2 separate regions of the Mus musculus genome follow, and region 2 is linked to region 1. The links are chromatin loops, found by intact Hi-C in ENCODE. Cell type or tissue: heart. All regions are shown on one strand.

Evidence for each region. A loop is a pair of places that touch in the nucleus more often than their neighbours do. Peaks named below come from ENCODE experiments on the same cell type or tissue, not always from the same donor. Only the 100,000 strongest peaks of a DNase experiment are listed, where the experiment ranks them.
Region 2: it touches region 1 in a loop (4-fold over the local background); 4 of 42 quality-filtered maps call a loop at or near these places.

The regions. Positions count from the first base shown.
Region 1 is chr6:28,417,926-28,425,925 of GRCm38, forward strand. Gcc1 (golgi coiled coil 1) reads right to left here and starts at 3,799. Exons shown (of 2, transcript NM_028900.4): 1 at 2,360-3,799; 2 at 1-1,375. The coding sequence starts at 3,391. The coding sequence ends at 71. It overlaps Arf5 (ADP-ribosylation factor 5), which reads left to right and starts at 5,679. Exons shown (of 6, transcript NM_007480.2): 1 at 5,679-5,830; 2 at 6,365-6,445; 3 at 6,797-6,906; 4 at 7,248-7,319; 5 at 7,814-7,939. The coding sequence starts at 5,764. In heart, CTCF peaks have their summits at 772, 3,963 and 6,274; DNase peaks (open chromatin) are centred at 686, 2,636, 3,806, 5,586 and 2 weaker places; H3K4me3 peaks cover 4,387 bases; H3K27ac peaks cover 3,685 bases.
Region 2 is chr6:28,828,820-28,836,819 of GRCm38, forward strand. The region is part of intron 16 of Snd1 (staphylococcal nuclease and tudor domain containing 1); the gene reads left to right. It overlaps Lrrc4 (leucine rich repeat containing 4), which reads right to left and starts at 2,928. Exons shown (of 1, transcript NM_138682.2): 1 at 1-2,928. The coding sequence starts at 2,795. The coding sequence ends at 837. In heart, CTCF peaks have their summits at 4,212 and 7,987; DNase peaks (open chromatin) are centred at 4,402 and 4,482; H3K4me3 peaks cover 2,883 bases; H3K27ac peaks cover 1,870 bases; H3K27me3 peaks cover 3,063 bases.

The DNA of each region.
Region 1 (8,000 bases):
GAGCCTGCCCTTCCCACAATAAAAGAGGCACGGAGATTTCAGGAGTTGGTAAGAAAACAAAAAGTATCTATCATCTCTTGCCGGAAGGCCACCAGCTCCCACCGCTTGGGAGCCGCATTAGCACTTGTTTCTCTTCAGGACTGAAGTGCAAGATCGTGAGGATGGCGGTGAGCGTCTGCTGGCGGCCCAGGCTGTCGGGCAGGGTCAGGAAGCGGTAGATGATGTTTTTGAGATATTCCAGGTTGGCTCCCTCCCTGCTCTGGTCCCTCATATTCTTTTCGATGTGGCTCTGGAGGGCTCCAACCTCCTCTCGATGCCGCTCGCCCTCCTCCAGCAGCCTTTCCTGCAGCTGATGGGCTTCTACCTCCAGCCTGTGTTTCTGCTTCCTCAGAGATGTGATCTCCACCTCCTTGCGGGCCAACTGCTCAGCATAAAGAAAGAAGGTGGGCTCGTTGGCTGCAGCAAGCTGCAGGGCCTGGGTCAAGCTATCTGAGGAGGCTGTGTCGGCTGGGTCCCCAAGACCTCCACCACCCACTCCTCCCACGGGGCTTCTGCGTCCTGGCAACCCAGAGGACAAGGCCACAGAACGTAGTTGCTCCAGCTCCAAGTCCTTCTCCGCGAGCACAGCCAGGGCCCGGTCCCGCTGCTTGTGTAGCTCCTCCTCCAGTTTCAGTGTGCGGTCCCTGAAGTCCAGCTGGCTGCGCTCCAGTTCCTGCCGATGGAGCTGCTGCAGCCGGGCCAGTTCCTGCTTCCAGTCCTCAGCCTCCTGCTGGTGCTGGCTTTCCAGCTCCTCACAGGACAGCCGCAGGGAGATATACTTGTCCTTCAGCTCTGCGAGCTGCTCCTGTGCTGCCTCCAGCTCCTTCCCCAGGCTCCCATCTTTGGTGTTCTTGCTTTTGAGCACAACTTGGGCTCGCATCTTATACCGCTCAAACTCTTCCTTCAGCTGCTTCAGCTCCTGTTGGTAGTAGAGCGCGGTAGCCTTTTCCCCGTCAGCAGCCTCGGAGTTGGCCATTATCTCAGGGTCGCAGAGCTTCTCCACATCCAGGGTCACCTGGCTTTTCCTAGCTGCAACCTGTAGTAGCTTCTTGAGCTTCTCCATCTTGTCCTTCAAGACATTGATATCCAGACTGGATTCGTCGCCATGGATGTCAAGGGAGGACCGGCTAGAGGCTGCGAGGGCCAGTGTCTTGTTCTCCAGGTCCAGCTGCAGAAGTCGCTCCTTCAGCTTCTGGATGGCCAGCTGGTCTTTCTGCTTGGCTTTCTCGTAGGTGCCCAGCAGTTCAGATACCTCAGAGATCTGGCTCTCCAGGGCTGCTACTCTCTGCTCTTCTACCTGAGACTGCTGGCGGAGCTGGTCCTCTGCAAGGGCTGTCTGCAAAGCAAAGAACAGGTGACAAGGCATCCAGGAAAGTCACAAAACCCCTAGAGTCAACTGGGTGTGGGGGAGGAGACAGAGAAGTGAACAGGGCTTGGAATAACCCAGAACAAGTGGGAACTGGGGATTTTTAACTGAAGTGCCCTTTCTACCATAGTTTTCCATTCTTCATTAAGCTTGAATACAAAGTATGTTTCTGTTAGCCAAATCATTTAAAGAAACCGTGTAACATTCTTTCCCTTTCCCAACATGCCTGTAAATTCAAACCCAACCTAGATCCCTCTCTCTACTGAAAGGGAACACTATAAAACAGTTGAGGCAAACCTCACCTGAGCGTATACACAAGGCATTTCTTCTGGGGAAAATCCCCTTTGCTTCCTCCAGTCACCTTACCTAGAAGCACACACTTCTCAGGATACACACAAGCTTTCCCTACACAGCTGTCACTGTATCACCTCAAGCAGCACAGCTGGTAAGATGCCAACACCCAAGGCCTAGATAGAGCTATCTGGCTTGAACCCAGAAATACTCAGGAACTCTTCATCCTGTTAGAAGGACACCACACAAAGCCACACTTCACGGGACTCACTGATGCAATTTTTTCACTTGGCATCAAATATCACTATGCATGTTGGGAATGTGGAACCAGACCAAAGTCCCAGTACTCACACTAACAACTCACGCTATCTCACCAGGCATCCCTTGACTAAAACAAGACCCTGCCTTAAGTGGGGAGAGGGGTGCCCTTAATCCTAGCACTTGGTATGGAAAAGCAGGCAAATCCCTGTGAGTTCAAGGGCAGACTGGGTTACATGGTAAGACCCTGCCTCATGAAAACACACACAGAGAAACAAACACACACACACACACACACACACACACACATAGGGATGCATTACAGTTATCTAATGACCAGAAGAGAAAAATAATAATTTCCTATGTAAGCTAAAATGACTATTTGAAGGATATGAGAATAATTACCTTCCTCATTTCTTGCTGCAATTGGGCCTGGAAATGGCTTTTAAGACGGGCAGCCTCTTGCTGAAGCTCCTGCAGCCGGGGGTCTGGTCGGTTCTTCTCATCTCGAATGGTTTGCAGCTCACCTTTCAGCTCCTCTACCTCTCGGGTCAGCTGCTTGGTCTGCAGTTCAAACCCTTCGACCTGATCAGCGGCATATGCCCGCCCTGCCAAGGCTTCTCTGGTCTCTTCTAAGCGAAGTTCCAGGTCCTGGCGCTGGGTCCTCTCCTCCTGCAAGAGCTTCTGAAGCTCGCGCAGCATCAAGGCATGGTCACTCTGCTCCTGGGCACGATCGTGCTGCTGTGTAATGAGGCGGGCTTTGGTTTCTGCTATCTGCTCTTGCAGCACCTTCAAGTCTCCCTCCAGGCGACCCCGCTCTTCCTCTGCCTTTTTATTGGCATCCTCTAAGTCCTGCTTCATCTTCTTCTTATCCGCCAGGTAAGACGCCTCCATACGGGACTTTTCCTGAGTGACTGTCGCCAAGGAGCTAGTCAAAGTGGCCAACTGAGTCTTCAGCTGATGCACTCTTTTGTCCATCTCACTACCGGCAGATGGCCCATCCCCACTGCTACTACTAACGCCACTCTCTGACCCACTGGCCTCTTCAGACTTTGGGGGAAGTGGTCCACGGGCCGCTCTGTCATCTTCAACCCCAAATTCACCCTTGACACTTGTAAGACTGGCTGCGGTATCCAAGCTAGTGGCAGTTCCGGTGCTGTCCTCACTGTGAGTGGAGCACCGGTCATCCACAGAATCAGGAAACGTGAGACCTGGAGGCTGCACACCTGAGAGGCCTACATCCGCCTCGTGGGATACCGACAGTACCTTGATGCTGGCCTCCAGGGCTTCTTTCTCCTTCAGCAGGCTTTTATAGGCACGCACCACATCCTTGAGTCTTGCCTGGTACTGGAGAAGCTGCTTTTTCTGTGTCTCGATGGTCTCCAAGAGATCCTTCTTACTTGGGCCGCCCCCGAAATTCATCCCAAACTTCTCCATGGGGGTTCTGGCGTGGACCGCTCCACGTCAACGTTCTTGCAGCCCTGGGCAGAGCCACAGGGACAGCTAAAAGTGAAGCAGAGAGAACCGTCTGGCTGCAGGCAATACACCCGGTCCGTCCAGCGGTCCGGGCGGGATGAGGGGCCGCGGTGGCCAGGCAAAAGCACTGCAGGAGCCAGGCCGAAGGTGGGAGCCAGTTCCAACCTGGAGGCGGAGTGACGCTGACCTAGCAGGAGCAGTCAGCCTAGGCTCTCCAGTACAGGCCCTGAGCCTGTCCCGCCCTAGCCGCTCCTGTGGCCACCGCAACCTAGACCCGCCTCCCTCCGCCCACGATAAGCCCAGGGTTTACACTAAGCCGGGTTCCATCACGATTTCCCAACAACTGGAACAGCACCGCTTCCGGGTCTCCTGGAAGTGACGGCAGCAAAACGCCACAGACCCCGCCCCGCCGTGGGCGTGAGATGGGTGGGGCTTCCGCACCGTGTCTGCTGGTGGCCTGGAGAGGGAGTAACCCGTAGGTAAGTCTAGAGCAAGCACCTGAGCAGTGGTTTGGAGATGCCTAACTTTGCCCTCAAGCTACCACCAGTGAGCGACAGGGGGCGACGTCGCACTGCATTTGCCCCAAAAACATAGATGAAAGACGCATCAAACTATTTGGGGCAATGTCCAACATTTGGGGCAACAGTTAGGACTCATACTAGGAAAACGAGGCCGGTACCTGGTTAACGTAAAGCATAATAGCTCCCTCCCTTAGTTCTGATTAGTAAAAGGGGCATTATATAGCCATAAGGCCCATCTTGCATACCAGCATATGCTGGGGTCAGGGCTGTGTCACAAGAGTTACACTTACGGGAACATAGAGTAAAATGTACAGAGGGGTAACATGTCCAATGTCACTCAGCTAGGAAGTTTAGGAGTCCTATCTCAGTCTGCCTCTCAACATACTACATGCTATGCCAGATAGCACTACTGAAGAAGCATGGCCTTGTCCCAAGAAACTCCTAACAGCAAGGACACAGAGATTCAAACAGGTAGCTCCTGCCTTCACACTAGTGTGTCGGGGCATTGCAGAAGTGGTATAAAGGAGATGAGGCACCTGCCAGGACAGAGACTCTTAGGGGAAATGATTTGAAGTTTGAGAGATGAGTAGACTGCCAAGCTCAATGCAGATGTGGGAAACCAGCATGGAGGAAAGTGGAAAGGTGTATAGGGACGTCAGGCATCAGTGAGCCTAACTTGCCCAGGAAGCTTATGGTGTGGGAGAAGGGTGGCTACTGATGAGGCTGGAACAAAGGACCCAACTTAAAGGCATTTAGATTTTACCTTAGGTGACAAGACATGAAAAGATTTTCATCTCAAGAGCACACCATCAAGTCTCCTTTTTCTTTTCCATCAAGACTCTTGTGGGGACTGTAAGACGACTCAGCAGTAAAGGCACTTTCCACCCAGGCCCAATGATCTGACCTGAGTTCTATCACCAGGGCCCACACGGTGGAAAGAGAGAACATATTCCCACAGGTTGTCCTCTGAGAGCTACACCTCCACACATGAACACGAAATAAAAGTGGGGAGGGAGCCAGGCGTGGTGGCGCACGCCTTTAATCCCAGCACTTGGGAGGCAGAGGCAGGTGGATTTCTGAGTTCGAGGCGAGCCGGGTCTACAAAGTGAATTCCAGGACAACCAGGGCTATACAGAGAAACCCTGTCTCGAAAAAAAAAAAAAAAAAAGGGTGGGGAGGAGCTAGAAACAAAATAAGATTCCTGTGACATTATGAAGATACCAAGCCTGTGAGAGGGGTGCGGGGAGGGAAAGAGATGAAATAAGAGTGACAACGGGTTTTAAGAAAATATTTCTGTAATAAAAATCTACTCAAGATGCCAAGGCAGCCGTCACATCTCCGTGAGTTCGAGACTAGGCTGGTCTACATAGCAAGTTCCAGACCACCCAAGGCTACATAGTGGACATAGTGTTTCAAAACAAAAGACAATGAGCTACTTTGAGAATCTTTTAAATGTACTTTTCGACTCTATCAAAGTCTTCTCAGGAATGCAAGTTTACCACTTAAGAGTAAAGCAAAGTCCTGCGGTCACCGGAGACCCAGAACAAGTCCCCTTCCAAGCCCTGGTCCCCAGGCAGGCTGCCAGGCCTCCCTAGACTTCAGTTCTTCCGCAAACGCGCCTGGGGGGCGGGGCCGGGGCGGACCCGGAGGGGCGGGGCCACGTGACGTCGGGCGGACCCGGACGCGCGGAGGTGGCGGCGGCGGCGGCGGCGGCGCCTCCTCCTTCTGCTGTTGCGCCCCATCCCCCCGCGGCCGGCCGGTTCCAGCCCTCGCCCCGCGTCCCCTGCCCGCGCCCCCGCCCCGGGCCCCGCCATGGGCCTCACGGTGTCCGCGCTCTTTTCGCGGATCTTCGGGAAGAAGCAGATGCGGATCCTTATGGGTGAGGCAGATCGAGCGCGCGGCCCGCTTGGGGCGCCGGCCCCGCCGCAGCCCTCCCGCCCCCGCGTCCCTCTAGCCCCGCTCACCTGGTACCCTGACCCCGAGACACCCCACCGCCAAAGCCTCTGGGGGCCGCGCTCCCGTGCAAACCAGGATCTGCAGTGTCGGCCCTGGGCCTGAAACCCGGAGCTGGGGCCTGGGTGGGGTGACGCTTCCTCCGCCCCAGCCCGGCTGCTAAGAAGGGAGGATTCCGCCCTTGGAAACGACTTTTCAAAGGAACGCGGCCTTCCTCCCAGGTCCCCTACCTCCCTAGCCCCTCTCGCCCCTCGGGCACTTGAGGGGCAGGAGTTGGCACTCGCCACCCAGACTGCCCTCAAGGCCCGGAAGGTGGAGAAGAGCGCGCACCTGGAGGCCCTCCTGCTCTCCGCCCCCATCACCATCAGCTGGCCAGGCCTCTCCCTGTCCCTGGGCTCTAGGGGGCTCCCTCGCTCCCGTCTCCATTCTTTGCCCCCCCCCCCCCCCTTCTCCGTTGCAGTTGGCTTGGATGCGGCTGGCAAGACTACCATCCTGTACAAACTGAAGTTGGGGGAGATTGTCACCACCATCCCCACTATAGGTGAGTCCAGGACAAGGAGCGGGAAGCAGGAATGTCGCTTTGAGCCTTGTCGGGGTCTGCTCCCACTTCTGCCTAGGCCCTTATCTGTCCCTGACCCTGACACCAGATACAGCTACTTGAGAAATGGGTCACCGTATCTCTAAGCGCCTGATGGTGCCTGAGGCGTGGACCATGAGCCTAGCATATCTGTTGACCTCCGGTCCTCTGGATTCTATTCCCCTTGGCCTTGGTGGTCATTGCCTTCTGGATTTGTGTCCTTTGCAGAGATCGGAGTGGTTTTAGTGAGTTCCTTTGAGGACCTGTTTTTTACCCTCTTCACTCAAAAAAAAAAAAAAATGGTTTTTCCTGCAGGCTTCAATGTGGAAACAGTGGAATATAAGAACATCTGTTTCACAGTGTGGGATGTTGGAGGCCAGGATAAGATTCGGCCTCTGTGGCGGCACTACTTCCAGAACACTCAGGTGCAGTTGGGTTGGGAGGTGGGGGAGACAACCCCTGGGAGAGGGCTTGAGTTAGACCACGACTGGGCTGTCACCGCTCTCATCTTTGCTAAGCTTAAGAATTCACCCTCACCTTATTCTGGGAAGCAGAGTTCTAGGGCCATGCTGTCTTCTGTAGTTCTCAACAACACAGCTTTTCCCTCGCTCCCTCCCTCCCTCCCTCAGTGGTCTCTGCAGACTAGAAGTTTACCAGATAAGAAAGGCTAATACAACTCAAGATGGGAGAAGTGAGACCAGGCCAGGTGAGGGTGGGACCTAGGTAGGAGTGACCCCTTCTGCTTCCTTTCTTCCTTCCCACCCAGGGCCTCATCTTTGTGGTAGACAGCAACGACCGGGAGCGGGTCCAGGAGTCTGCTGATGAACTCCAGAAGATGGTAAATACCGAGCTCTGGGAACCGAGCCCTGGGCTTTTGGACAGAGTCCTCCGGGGGGTGGTAGGAAGTCCAGAACACTAAGGGCAGGAGGTTTTCTGTCATGGCACTAGATAAGTCCTATCTTATCTACTTTAGACAGGACTTTTTAATTTAAATCCTTTCCATCCAAGTCTACGGAGTTGGGAGAAAGAGAGGGGTTGTCTATGCTAAAGAGAAATAGCATCTCGTGTTACTTGTTCTTTTGTTTTCTGTTGGAATTTTTGTCATCTTTGCTTAGCACAAGTTCTTAAATTAGGATAGTTCAGTTTTTTTGTAGAGGTAAAGTTTAGGGGGCTGGAGCTTACTTAGAGCCGTGTTGACGTTCAGCAATGAACTACACAGTTCACTGTCTTTTTCCTACAAAGACTCTGGAGGTTTGAAATGGGAGCTCCCCAGCAGTGCAGTCAGCCGGGGGGCCTTGAAACCACAGGTCCCACTCTCCCTTCTCCCCTCAGCTGCAGGAGGATGAGCTCCGGGATGCGGTGCTGCTGGTGTTTGCCAACAAGCAGGACATGCCCAATGCCATGCCCGTGAGCGAGCTGACTGACAAGCTGGGCCTTCAGCACCTGCGTAGCCGCACGGTAAGGCTCACGTCCCCTCGGCACTGGGCCCCGTGCTCTCCTGGGCCCGCTGGACAGAGAA
Region 2 (8,000 bases), 410 kb after region 1:
CTGGGCCGGCCGCACCCCCTTCAGGCCGCCTCCTCCTCCCGGGAAACCCTGAATAGACACATGCCTTGCAGAGTGGGTTATGCCCAACTGCAGGAATCTGGTGCAATGTGAAAGCATTTGATGGAGAGCTACGCCAGCTCCCTTCCTTCCAAGCTGTCTTGAAGCATTGTCAGGGGAGACACATGCCAGTCTGAAGGCACAAACCCAGAGGATTTGCGCACACGTACAAAGAAACAACCTCTGGAAGGATTAGTTGGAATTTTGGTGGTTTTCCTACTTAAAATACATTTACAGATCTATCTTCCCCATTGTCTCTGTAGGGGAAAAAAAATCACCGCTCAACCTTTGGGCACAGTACAAATTTGTGATGCTTTTTAAAATTATTTTGTTTAATAAGATAGATCTGTAAAGACAGCTCTCAGCTTAAGAAAGGTGTCTATAGAAATGGTATTCCTAGATCCTGTAAAGCATCTTCTAAAAATTGACAGATGCAGGCTATCCTCCCTGCCCCCAGCAGCCCACACCCTGCCACTTTAGGGGTGTTGGTTGTTTTAGTTTGTTTTGTCTTAGCAGTTTCCACCTTACAGCAGTTGACTTGAGGCTCCTACCCACAACATTGCCAAGAACCCCTTCCCTCCCCTTTAAATAGAACTTACAAGTTAGAAAATAGTTTTGTTTTCATTTTTTTGTTTTTAAATTTTAATATAATCTTTTTTAACCAGCCCATAGATTTAATATATAAGCATATACAAGAAAAAGTCTCTCCCCACTCTGTACAAAAGTTGCTCTTTTTTGTGCATTCTATTGCATTTTATAAGTTTTTGAGGGAGGGGGAGTCATATTTGAGTTTCCTGTACCTTGTCCTTGGTATGGGTCTGAATTATATAAGGTTCAGAGATAGTGGTGACTGTGGGGTGCAGAGAGTTCCCCAGGCTGTTTTCTGTCCAGTGGGCCCCATGTGCTGGTTTGTAGGTGTTGTAGTTAATATGGTCATGTATTGTGGGCAACACTACTGCCCCCTCACCTGATACACCGGACGGAGCTGCTGTTGCTGCTGCAGGTGCTGCTGCTGGGATGTCTTCATCCACCTGGATAATCTCTACTGTCCTGGCAGCTGTGACTGTACTCCGCTGCTGGTGCCGCTTGCGAAGTTTATAGAAGACAATCAACATGGCAGCAGCTAGGAGAGTCACTGCCACAAAGCAGCCAATGATGATCTTGGTGGTCTTCATGACTTCATCCAGGCTGGTCTGCATCTTGTCAGTGGTATCTGTGGAGGGTACTGGCACCTGCTTGGGCACACGGGTGGTCTGAATGAGCACCGTGGTAGAGGTGGTATATGCCGGCTGGTAACCAGTGGATGTGGTGGGAACAGGCTTGTACTTCCGTGTTATGTCCTCAGGTGATATCTCTGTGGTTTCCACTGTTACAGTGGTGAAGAAGCTGAAGTTGGGGGTGTTGAGCTCGGCCGAGCTCACATTGAGGTAGGCCGAGGCATTGGAGTTGCCTGCCACATTGGTCACCATGCATGTGTATACTCCAGTGTCTATGAGCAGCACACGAGAAAAGTTCAAGGTGCCATCATTGAGAACAGAGATCCGGGGATGCCGGGAGGCGTGGCTGAGCACTGTCCCATTGGGCAGCAACCACTTCACAGAGGACATAGGGGGAGTCCGACACTTCAGTTCTGCCATCCGATCCTCAGAGATATTGAGGTCCCGGGGTGCATCCATGATGAAAGGGGCAGAGCACTGAAAGGCAGCCTGGTCCACCTCTACCAGGTAGCGGCCTCGCATGTGCATGGGAGCATGACAGCGGCCACAGCAGGTGGAATTGGTTGGGATATACTCCCGAAGCCACCAAGCCAGCCACAGAATATCACAATCACAGTTCCAAGGATTGTGGTGTAGGTGCAACTCCACCAGGTATCTCAGGGGTGTGAAGAGGTCATGGGGCAAAGATGAGAGGTTATTGTGGGCTAAGTTGAGTTCCACGAGGGAAGCCAGTCCGTCAAAAGCATTCCGCTCAATCAGGCTGACCTGTGAGTTCATCACCCACAGTTTTTTGAGGGAGCTTAGGCCATGGAAGGACCCAGGCCTGATCTCAGGAAAGTGGTTCCCTGACATCTCAAGCTCCTCGAGCCCCACCAGGGGTGTAAGATTGGGCATATCCTTAATGTTGCACATGCCCAAGTTCAGGTACTTGAGGTTGAACAGCCCCTCAAAAGCCCCCTCAGAGATATACTCCAGCTTCTTGAGTTCCCCCAAGTCCAGACGCATGAGGGAGGGCACCCGGTTGAAGGCATAAGAAGGGATGCTCTCAATGGGATTGTTTCGCAGCCAGAGCTCCCGCAGTTTGGACAGGTACTCAAAGGCCCCACTGGGGATGACTGTCAGCCAGTTGTCGAACAGTTCCAGAGTGTTGAGACTGGCGAGGCCATTGAAGGCCCCCACCTCTATCTGCCTGATGGAGTTCCTGCCCAGCTGCAGGACCTCCAGGTGATGGAGGTGCCTGAAGGTGTCGGCCTGAATCATCTGGATGTTGTTTTCCATGAGGTTGAGATACCGGGTGTTGGAAGGAATACCCTGTGGGACCTCAGAGAGTCCCCGGCGGGTGCACACCACCTTGCTGAACTGGTTACTGCAGGAACAGACGGAGGGGCAGTTTTGGGGCCCGGCTGAAGCGGCAGCAGCGATGGCTGCACACAGAATCCACACTTGCGCCGTGAGGTAGACGACGGGAAGCAGGACGGCATTCCAGGTGTGGTGCACAGTTACCTGCCACAAGAGCTTCATGGTGTGGCACGTTCATAATTCACCATCGCCTGGGATTTTGGCTTGGAAAAGAGAACCAGCCTTACCCCGGCTTAAGTGAGCTAGGAGCTCCTCTTTCCATCTGGAGAAGGAGGTGGGGAGGGGGCGATTAGAGACAAGCAGATCGGCCTAGAAAAACCCTGCGAAACTACTGAGCGGCCCCTCATCTACCAGCCCACCCTCAAGGCCAACCCATAGAAAGCTAAGACTCTCTCCCACGTTGCGACCATCCCCACCCAATTCCCTGTCACCTACCTCGGAAGGAAAGCAGGAAAGAATTAGCGCTGTGTCCTTAAGCTTTCTCCACGAGAGCTGGGCTCATCGTTCCCATTCTGACTTTAGTTTTAATTAACAAAGGGGGAAGTAGTGGGGGCAGGGAGGGCAGAGGGGAGGGGAGGGGAGGGGTAGGGGAGACAAAATGGCTTCTAGTAAATCCGGAGCCGGCGAAGCCGCGGAGTTGAGGCGCGCCAGGGAGAGCCAAGGCCCGGCGGGCTATGCAGGTGCATGCCCCCCCGAGAGCCCGAGGAGCGGCGCCACCAGCGCTTCCCTGCTTTGTCCTTGGACCCTGGCACCAGCTTGTTCCAGTCGCGGGAGAAGGCGCTTCATCGCCAAAGTGTGTCTCCAGCCCCCAGCCCTCTCCCTGGGCCGCCGCGGGGGATGGGGGTGCGGGGGCGCTCCCGAAGCCGCCCAGGCCGCGCTCGCTGGTTGCTGCGCTGCTCTCCACTCTGCTTTCCCAGCGTCGGCCGCCCAGAGCTGGCGGCAGCTGATTGCAGTCGTGAGCTCGCGGGGCTGCGAGAGTTAAGAGGTGTTCGCTGCGCCTTCGCCCTCCCTAGGCACACACCCCCTTTTCTCTTCGCCTCTTCTCGGAAGGGTTAAAAAGACAAAAACTGGGCTCAGTTCTCCAGTCCCGCCGTCTGCTGGTGCGGGGAGCGGTAATCCGTCCAGCCCCAGAGGGGCAGCGGCGTGGACGTGGTGCTGGGACCCAGTCCGCGAACGGAGGAGCGCGCAGCGCCCGCGGTCGCGCCCGCACCGCAGGCCCCTTCAGGGAGTCCGGGGGCGGGCGCGGGTCCGGCAGCGGCGGCGGCCGCAGCCCCCGGCAGCGCGCAAGCGCCCGCCGCCGCCCGCCACTGCTGGGCTCCCGGCGCGCCGCCGGCCCCGGCTTTGTGCGGAGAGTGCGAGTTCGCCGCTGGGCTCCCGGAGCCTTCAGCAACGGAGCTGCCAGCGGGCTGCTGCAGCGGCCAGAGCGCTGGCGACGGCAGCGTGAGCAGTGGGGGTAGCGGCTGCGGGAAACGCTCCGAAGCCGGTGAACATGGTCCCCGCTGGCTAGCGGCGGCGGTGGCAGCAGCGGGGCCCCTGCGCTCGGCGCCCACCGTCTCCTCCTCGCGCCGGGCTCGCGGTGTTGCAGGTGGCAGCCACGCAGACTGCTCTCTCATCCTTTTGTCCTTCAGTCAGAACGTGAATGTACTGCTGACGCATACTGTTCTAGGGAGAAGATTAGCGTGATGCAGTGCTCTTATGTATTAACACCGCTCTCCCTCTGCCGCCTGCCCTCAAGGGGTTAACGCCGCGCCTTCCAGCACGCGCTGGCTCGCGCCGCGCAGCCCCGAGTCGCGGAGGGCTGCCTGCCTTCCTCGCTTCTTCCTTCCTTCCTTCCTTCCTTCCTTCCTTCCTTCCTTCCTTCCTTCCTTCTTTTTCCCCACCCCCCTCCCCCCTCCCCCGCAGCTTCCTCCCCGCCCCCTCTAGACGATCGGAGCGGCCCGAGCGGGCGAGCGGGCGAGCGAGTCCGAGTGAGCGTCAAGTGAGGGGCTGCGCGCTAGTCGCAGGCGTTCGCAGCTATTTTGGTCAGGTCGGAGCGAGTGGCTGGTTGGCCGCTGATAGGCTGGAGCCGTGCGGGGCTGCAGCGGAGACTGCGCGGCCCCCACCCGAGCCACCCAGCACCCTACAGCCGTGGACTGCTGGGCTCAGGGGCCCGGGTGCGGCGGCCCTCGGTGGGGCTGCAGCAGTTGGCCGGCCTCCTACGAGCGCCCGCGTCATCCGCACCCCCGCTGAATGCTGACGGGGTGCCTGGCTGCGCGGCCAGAGTTTGGATCTGCAGGATGGTGGGGACCTAGGGGCAGGCAGCCGAATCCACGCAAGGGCTGCGTTGAGTCAGAAGACCAAAGTCTATGCTTCGCCTTACTCTGTGCCTGTCCTTCCAGTCCCCTCTCTCGAACATTTTCTTGCCCCCTCCCCTCTCCCACAGTAACTAGGGCTTTAAATGATAGTTTTCTTAATGAGGGCTGTGGGGGCGGGAAACAGTGGGAAGAAAGACCAAATTCAAGGAGTCGGGGAAATGACAACCTGGGGAGGATTGAGGTGAGTTCTGAGAACCCATGGTGCAGCAGCCCGTGGTTCATTCATTGGGGAGCTGCCTGCAGCCTTGCCTCTCAGATGCCCCCTTCCCCTCCCCTGTATGCAGGGGCCAGTAAGGTAATTTATGCCTTCTGCCCCTGGAGCTGCACCAGCCTCTCTCTGGGAGTCCCTTAGCAGCTTGCTGAAAGGGGAGTTCTGGTCCCTGCTTTGACAGGCTATTGTAAAAGCATAGGTCAGCATTTGCCAACTCATTTCCTCCATAAAAGAACCTCTTTTCTCAACCATGTGAGGGTGAAACAATCTATAGATTAGCACTGTGCTGTAGGTCCAGTAGAATCACTGAGATCCTCCCAGCTTTTGCCTGTTATCTAACAAGTGTGTTGTTTAACCCCATTGTTCCCACGTGGGCTGTTACTTACGGATGAGGACCCCAGGATTTCCCAACTTCCTGAACTCTACCACAGCCATAATCTCAGTATTATCTGCTTCTTCAAACCCTAAACCTTCTCCAAGTCCTAGAAAGTTCCAATGTCCACAATTTTGTATTCCTGTCCTTTACCAAGACCGTGACATTTATATTCGCTGTCAAGGAAAAACATTAGCATGATATTTTTGAGCCATTTCTTTATGATTCATTTTATGAATGGGTAGAATAAAGTATGTGACTAGAGTCCCACATATACTAAGTTGTAGCACCAGGATTTGAACCCTGACAAGCCCCACACAGATTGGTGTCAGGGCTCTTGGGCGTAGGCATGATTCCACAGAGTGTTCTTACAGACTAATGCAGTCAGACTTCACCCTCCACTCGCTAGTCCTTGTTAGGGTGTTTGTGTGCCCACCATGCTAAGAATGTACCTGCGACTGCTCTGGTGAAGAGACTGCCCCCTGTTGTCTCCATTTTCCAGGTAAAGCACTTGTGCCAGATAGTGACAGTCAGCTTTTCAAGTCAGTCTTCAATTCATGAGACCAGTGAGTTCATCCCTAACAGAATATCCACTGTATCTACTGCCCAGGCCAGTGGTGGAGGCAAGGTTGGGGAGAGACTGAACATTCAATCAAGGGTATATGAGAAATCAGAAAGAGCATGAGAGAAAGGACTAAGAAAGTCAGTCCTACAAACGTATCACTTGTGATGAGAGATCAGAGGGAGAAATTAGAAACTGAGGTAAGCCCTACACTCATGCTAAGGTCTAATTCCAGTTGACTCTGCAGTGGCTTTCCCCTTGGAGACAGGGTTTTGTTTTAAAGCCTAGACTGGCCTTGAATTCATAGCGATCCTCTAGCCTCAACCTTTCAACTCTTGTAATTCCAGGCATGTGCCCCAATCCTTTGAATTCCTCATTAAAGCCCGTGTGTAAGAAGGATGTCACTGTCTTGTGGGCCCAGGAAATGTGAGCCTGGTACACCAGGAATCTGTGGGGAAAGCTGTCGTTGACCCAGCTGCAACTAAGCAGGGAAAGTGTTGTGTTATTGGGGATATTGGGGGTGGGTATCACTAGGGAATGGGTGGCACACAGGAGTATGGTGCCTCTCTCTCCTTTCAGGAAAAGGGGCTCTGCCTGAACTGGTTTCCTGCTTGTGTAGGCAAACTGGGGCCCCATCTGTTCAGCTGCTGCCCCCACATTGTAAAGGTAGATGGGAGGGAGGGTGGGCTGAGTTGGATTAAATCACTACTAGGAACAAGATTATCTCGTAGTAAATGAAGTCGGTGCTGATTAGAGTAAATGTTCCCAAATTCAGTGGAGTGCTACATGGGATTGCTTTACCCTTTATGGGCCAGCTAGGCCACAGAAGTTCCTGGAACCTACAGAGTAGACTAAAGAAGAGGCTGTCAAACCTGCAGTTCACAGTCCTCCTGACCTGAAGCAGTCTTCCAGCGTCTTACTGAGTTTCCTCTGGTATTTTGCCCCTCACAACTAGTAGTTCTGGCTGGTGCCTGGATCTGTAGTAGTACCACTAAGAAATAAGAGAAGGCAGTTCACATTTAAATAAGGAACACTGCAGTGGACTGAGAACATGGGCAGTTTCACATAGGCACTGTTAAAAGAATGCTAAAGGTGTGTTCAAGAGGCTGGCCAAAGCCTGGGTCAGCAGCTCAGTTTTGAAGAATGGGCCTTGTACTGAAGTTGGGATGCCTGCGTTCTGGTTGTTGTTTCAGATTAGATAGAATGTATAATGAAGTATGCCTTGATTTATGAAATCAAGGAGATGGGCTAGAAAGTTTCACTTACTTCTCAGAGTCCATGACTTTCCCTCCTTTTCAGACAGGCAGCTTTGGGAAGAAGGCTGATCCTTTGGGGTTGTAGCCTTGGAATTAGGCTGTGGAGCTGAGGAGAGAATGTTCCCTTCAGTTTAGTATAAACATCCACAGGACTGGAATAGAGCTGATCACAGATCACAGCATGTTCATTTTTAAAGAATCCTTAAGAGAGATCATATTGACTTGGCCTCTCACTTTATTGATGTTAAGGAAACTCAGAAAGGCATGGTAACTTCCCTAAAGTCACATGACTAGTTAATATCAAAGTCTGTCCCTCTGAGTTCCTTCTATCAGTATGCTGATATGTGGCTAATTGGCCTTTAAAGCCTGGGCTTGAAGATATTATCAAATGCTTGCTCTGTATTCTTTGTGAGCAGACATGTTCTATGCTTACTGTTTTGGGGGTAAAGGTGGAGTTTTGATAGTGCTAACATGCCATTTCATATGACTTGGGATTCTGATAAGAAGTCAAAGGAATGTTCATGTAGAGGGACCCAGGGCTGCCAGGCTGGCCCACTCCCTACTTTGCAAATATGTCTGTCCCTGAGGCATTATCCTCAGCAGCCACTAGA